Regions from separate parts of the Homo sapiens genome. Here region 2 is linked to region 1. A link is an interaction called in ENCODE POLR2A ChIA-PET data of the cell type or tissue named here. Cell type or tissue: MCF 10A. All regions are shown on one strand. Each heading gives the region's core, and the rest is flanking DNA. Links, peaks and the distances in the headings are about the cores only. Region 1 has its middle 6.1 kb from the start of RBCK1. Region 2 has its middle 7.9 kb from the start of DEFB129.

Region 1 (2,922 bases), core at 264-2,763:
GCAAGAAATAAAGCTTCTTGTGTTAAGTCTTTCAGATTTGGAGTTTGTCTGGTAGATAGTGTTAATTACCATGACTAAGGAAAATTTGCCATTAGTGAAGGGAGGAAAAATATTCTCCACCAGTAACAAGGCCATGTCAGTCTGCTGCATTATAAACCCCAAACAGTAGTTTATGATCCTCTGGGCTGGCAATTTGGGCTGAATTCAGCTGGGTCACTCCTGCAGCTGCAGGCAGCAAGCAGCTCGAATGTCTACCTTGCCAGGAAGGCTCTTCTCTGCTCCACATGGCCTCGTCCTCCAATAGGCATAGCCTACTCCTTCCTATGGTGGTCTCAGGGTTTCAGAAAGCAACAAGAGAGGACAAATTCCAGTGTTCAAGCTGCACTAGTGTCAAAGCATATCAAATAGCATGTCAAATTCCACATCAAATTCAGGATGCAGGCAAATTGATTCTTTCTCTTGATGGGAAGAGCTGAAAATAATGTGTGGTCTTGTTTTTCAATGTACAGTGGTCCCATTTATCCAGGGGGGATACATTCCAAGACCCCCAGTGGATGCCTGAAACCACAGATAGTACAGAATTCTGTATATACCATGTTTTTTACTATACATACATACCTACGATAAGGTTTAATTTGTAAATTAAACTCTTACAAATTAAGAGTTAACAACAGCTGGGCACAGTGGCTCACGCCTGTAATCCCAGCACTTTGGGAGGCCGAGGTGGGCGGATCACGAGGTCAAGAGATCGAGACCATCATGACCAACATGGTGAAACTCCGTCTCTACTAAAAATACAAAAATTATCTGGGTGTAGTGGCGCATGCCTGTAATCCCAGCTACTTGGGAGGCTGAGGCAGGAGAATCATTTGAACCCGGGAGGCGGAGGTTGCAGTGAGCTGAGATCGCGCCACTGCACTCCAGCCTGGTGACAGAGCGAGACTCCACCTCAAAAAAAAAAAAAAAACAAAAAAAACAAACAGTTAACAATAAATAGAACAGTTATAACAGTATGTTGTAATAAAAGTTATGCGAATGTGGTCTCTCCCTCAAAATGTCCTATTGTACTGTACTCACCCTTCTTGTGATGATGGGAGATAATAAAATGCCTACATGATGAGATGAAGGTAAATGAATGACATGGGCATTGTGATCTAGCGTTAGACTACTACTCACCTGATGATACGTCAGAAGGAGAATCATCTCCTTTGGGTGATCCAGGATCATGAAGCCGTGACAATGTCCATGATTGGATGTCAGGAGCAGATGATGTTAATGATTAACCGTGGGTAATGTCTACAATATGGATACAGTGCAAAAGGGATGATTCACATCCTACGTGGAATAGTGCAGGATTGCATGAGATTTCATCATGTGGTTGGCTGCAGGTAACTGACATTGCAGAAAGCAAAACCACAGATCATGGGGGTGGGGGTGGGGAACTACTGTACAACATGAGATATATTTGATCAAATAAGATGAGGTGCACCTAAAACTTTCCCTACAGGTTGTATGCCCCTGAGTAAATTGCTTGGTGTCTCTGGATCTCCAGCTGTTCCCCTTCTCTCTGCATGGCTAAGCCCTGTCCGTCACTTGGGGCTGGACCTAGAGCCCTGCCTGGCCACTAAGCCCTCAGAACAGGGTTTCTTTTTTAAAAAAGACAGGGTCGGGAGGTGGAGGTTGCAATGAGCCAAGGTCGCACCATTGCACTCCAGCCTGGGTGACAAGAGTGAAACTCCATCTCAAAAAAAAAAAAAAAAAAAAAAAAAAAAAAAAAAAAAGACAGGGTCTCACTCTGTCACCCAGGCTGGAGTACAGTGGTGTGATCATGGCTCGCTGCAGCCTTGAACACCTGGGCTCAAGCTGTCCCCCAACCTCAGCTTCCTGAGTAGCTGGGAGTGCCACCACGCCTAGCTAGTTTTTTAAAAAATTGTTTTGTAGAGACAGGGGCCTCACTATTTTGCCCAGGCTGGTCTTGAATGCCTGGCCTCAAATGATCCTCCTGCCTTGGCCTCCCAAAGCACTGGGGTTACAGGTATGACCACTACCCACAACCAGAACATTTCTCAAATGTGATTGGTTGATCTCCTGCATCCATCCCTGGGGTGCTTGTTTAAAATGCAGAGCCCTGGATCCTCCCCCAACCTAGAGAGTCAGAACATCTGGGCTTCTGCATCTTAACAAGCTCCCTGGGTGATGCTGCTGGGCCTCCAAGTTGGAGAACCTCTGTATTTGAAGAAATCCGGACTCCTTGGGGACTCAAATCTTATTTCAGCTCTTCTCTGGACTAGTTTGACTTTAGCCTTGGTGTAAAATGGGTATACATTTTACACGCCTGTGACGCCAGGATGCGCTCACAGGGGAGGGAGGGCTTTATCAGAGGTCAGAATCTAAGCCACCACTACAGTTGTACTAGATCCAAGGAGAAAGACTCCCAGGCCTCATTTCCTCATCGTTCTCTCTTCTCTTACCTGGCTTTATGGTTCTTCATAGCACTGAGCACCACCAGGCAGTGTATTTTATGTTTTTTTTGAGCTTTATAATGCCAGGGACTATGTTTTGTTTATAACTGTTCACCCAGTTCCTAGAACAGTGCCTGGTACACAGGAGTGCTCAATAAATGTTTGTGGAATGACTGAATAAAAGTTGTTCCTGTACAGATTCCACCTGCCTAGAGCAAAGCCAGGACACTGATTGGGATGAACACATAGCACATGCCAGACATGGCTTTGAGTGCTTTACCTGGATCATCTCACTTTATATGTGACAGCCAAATGGTCCCCAGTGACCTTCACCAGCTGCTATTCACGCCTTTGTACAGTTTCCTCCCATCCTAAGCTGGGCTGACCAGTGTAATGAATACAATATTGTGAAATGAGAAAGTATGACTTTTAAGATTAGGTCATAAAATATGTTATGGCT
Region 2 (2,922 bases), core at 299-2,798, 170 kb before region 1:
TACTCAGGAGGCTGAGGCAGGAGAATTGCTTGAACCTGGGAGGCGAAGGTTGCAGTGAGTCGAGATTGTGCCACTGCACTCCAGCCTGGGTGACAAAAGCAAAACTCCATCTCTAAATAAATAAATAAAAATAAAAAAGAGAGAGAGTGAGATTAGGACTCACCCTGGCCATCCCAGGTCCTGCCACTCCAGGTCCTGCCACTCAGGGACTGTGTGACTCTATATTTTTTTTAACTTCTCAGGCCAATATTAGAACCCAATCTGATCAAATTAGAAACCTATGAACATTCCACTTACTAGCAGTGCATTCATGGAGCACTTCACAGGGAGTCACCAAAGTATCAATCAATCAATAAACTACTACCCTACCCTGAACTATTAGGTTGGTGCAAAGTAATTGCAGTTTTTGCATTGTTGGAATTTGCTGTTTGATATTAGAATGCGTTCTTAAATAAATGTGGTTATGTTACACTTTTTTTTTTTTTTTTTTTGAGATGGAGTTTCGCTCTTGTTGCCCAGGCTGGAGTGCAATGGTGTGATCTTGGCTCACCGTAACCTCCTCCTCCCGGGTTCAAGCTATTCTCCTGCCTCAGCCTCCCTAGAAGCTGGGATTACAGGCCTGTGCCACCATGACTGACTAATTTTGTATTTTTAGTAGAGACGGGGTTTCTCCATGTTGATCAGGCTGGTCTCTAACTCCTGACCTCAGGTGATGCACCCGCCTCAGCCTCCCAAAGTGCTGGGATTACAGGCATGAGTCACTGCTCCCGGCCTATACATCATTTTAATAGGCATTTCTCACTTTATGTTTTTTGATAATGACTTATTACTTGCTGTTGATTTTATGTTTATTTTAGACTATGGAAATGATGTCAGACAAAAAGAAAATTCAAGCGATTTTCTTATTCAAGTTCAAAATGGGTCGTAAAGCAGCAGAGACAACTTGCAACATCGACTGCGCATCTGGTCCAGGAACTGCTAACGAACGTACAGTGCAGTCGTGGTTCAAAAAGTTTTGCAAAGGAGAGGAGAACCTCGAAGATGAGGAATGTAGTGGCCGGCCGTTGGAAGTTGACAACCACCAATTGAGAGCAATCATTGAAGCTGATCCTCTTACAACTATACAAGAAGTTGCTGAAGAACTCAACCTTGACCATTCTATGGTCGTTTGGCATTTGAAGCAAATTGGAAAGATGAAAAAGCTCGATAAGTGGGTGCCTCATGAGCTGAGCAAAAATCAAATCATCATTTTGAAGTGTCGTCATCTCTTATTCTACGCAACAATGAACCATTTCTCAATTGGATTGGGACATGGCAATGAAAAGTGTATTGTATGTGACAACCTGCTACAAGCAGCTCAGTGGTTGGACCAGGAAGCTGCAAAGCACTTCTCAAAGCCAAATTTGCACCAAAAAAAAAGGTCATGGTCACTGTTTGGCACTGTGATCCACTACAGCTTTCTGAATCCCAGCGAAACCATTACCTCTGATAAGCATGCTCAGAAAATGAGATGGAAATGAGATGCACCGAAAACTGCAATGCCTGCAGCCGGCACTGGTCAACAGAAAGGGCCCAGTTCTTTACGACAAGGCCTGACCTCATGTTGCACAACCGACACTTCAAAAGTTGAATGAATTGGGCTACGAAGTTTTGCCTCATCTGCCATATTCACCTGACCTCTCGCCGATCGACTACCACTTCTTCCAACTTTTTGCAGGGAAAATGTTTCCACAATCAGCAGGATGCCGAAAATGCTTCCAAGGGTTTGTTGAATCCCAAAGCACAGATTTTTACACTACAGGAATAAACAAATTTATTCCTCATTGGCAAAAATGTGTTGATTGTAATGGTTCCTAATTTGAGTAATCAAGATGTGTTTGAGCCTAGTTATAGTGATTTAAAATTCACGGTCTGAAATCGCAATTACTTTTGCACCAACCTAATATGTATGCAGGTGAATTCTGTCTGTCTTTGCTAAGCAGTGAGGTGATCCCGTGCTTAATGATGTTACTGCAAGCATGACAGCGGATAGAAGCGGGGAGGGCCAGTGATGAAGATAACTATTAGAGAGGGCATCCCAGTTGATTAGAAGCCCATCCCTAACTAACTACATCACTTCTAAAGGCCTGATTTCCAGTCCAGAACTACTTTGAAAATGTTGTTTATGAACTCAAATTGTTAGTTGTAAAAATTATGAAATGAAAGACTATTATGAGCATATATAAAATAAATTAGCCAGTAAATAACCTAAGATGATGAAGAAAAGAGCACTAAATAAAACCATAAATAAAAAGTTGGGAGCTTGGTAATGTCCAGAAAAAAATATATATTTACTGTAACAAAGCAAAGGCCTTTTGTTAGTACATGAGACTCAGAATGCCTTAAGGAATGTGCTGGGCTCTAGAGGGCAGGGCAGGCACACAGCAGCTGGCACTGTTTGTCCAGACTCCTGCCTGGACAAGTTGAATTAGAAAAATCCAAGCAAGAAACAGTGTCACTACTGGCTTCCCTGCTCTCTACTCATCTGCTCAGAGAGCTGCATGCTAGTTTGGCCTGTCCTGCACCCGTAGAGGACAATAGGTTATCTACATCCTTCACCACTAAGTGAGCCAATGGGCTGAACTGTGTTCCCCTCAAAATTCATATGCTAAAGCCATAACCCACAATGTCACTGTATTTGGAGGTAAAGCCTTTAAAGAGGTAATTAAGGTTAAAAGAGGTCATATGAGCAGGATCCTATCCAACATAATTGGTATCTTTGCGAGAAGAGGAAAAGATACCAAGGATATGCATACACAAAGAAAAGGTCATGTTAGGGCACAGCAAGAGGTCAGCCATCTGCAAGCCAAGGAAGGAGGTCTCAGGAGAAACCAAACCTGCCAGCACCTTGATCTTGGACTTCTCGTCTTCAGGACTGAGAGA

Evidence for each region. ChIA-PET counts read pairs that join two places held together with the same protein. Peaks named below come from ENCODE experiments on the same cell type or tissue, not always from the same donor. Only the 100,000 strongest peaks of a DNase experiment are listed, where the experiment ranks them.
Region 2: POLR2A ChIA-PET joins it to region 1 with 5 read pairs; 3 of 35 experiments call an interaction of 5 or more read pairs at or near these places.

The regions. Positions count from the first base shown.
Region 1 is chr20:400,735-403,656 of GRCh38, forward strand. No RefSeq gene overlaps it. Among named protein-coding and RNA genes, the nearest start is that of RBCK1, 6.1 kb to the right of the region's middle. RefSeq lists a cis regulatory region at 1,283-1,559. In MCF 10A, for the core only: no CTCF peak of the experiment used is centred there; a DNase peak (open chromatin) is centred at 1,307.
Region 2 is chr20:233,673-236,594 of GRCh38, forward strand. No RefSeq gene overlaps it. Among named protein-coding and RNA genes, the nearest start is that of DEFB129, 7.9 kb to the left of the region's middle. In MCF 10A, for the core only: a CTCF peak has its summit at 2,407 (motif pointing right); no DNase peak of the experiment used is centred there.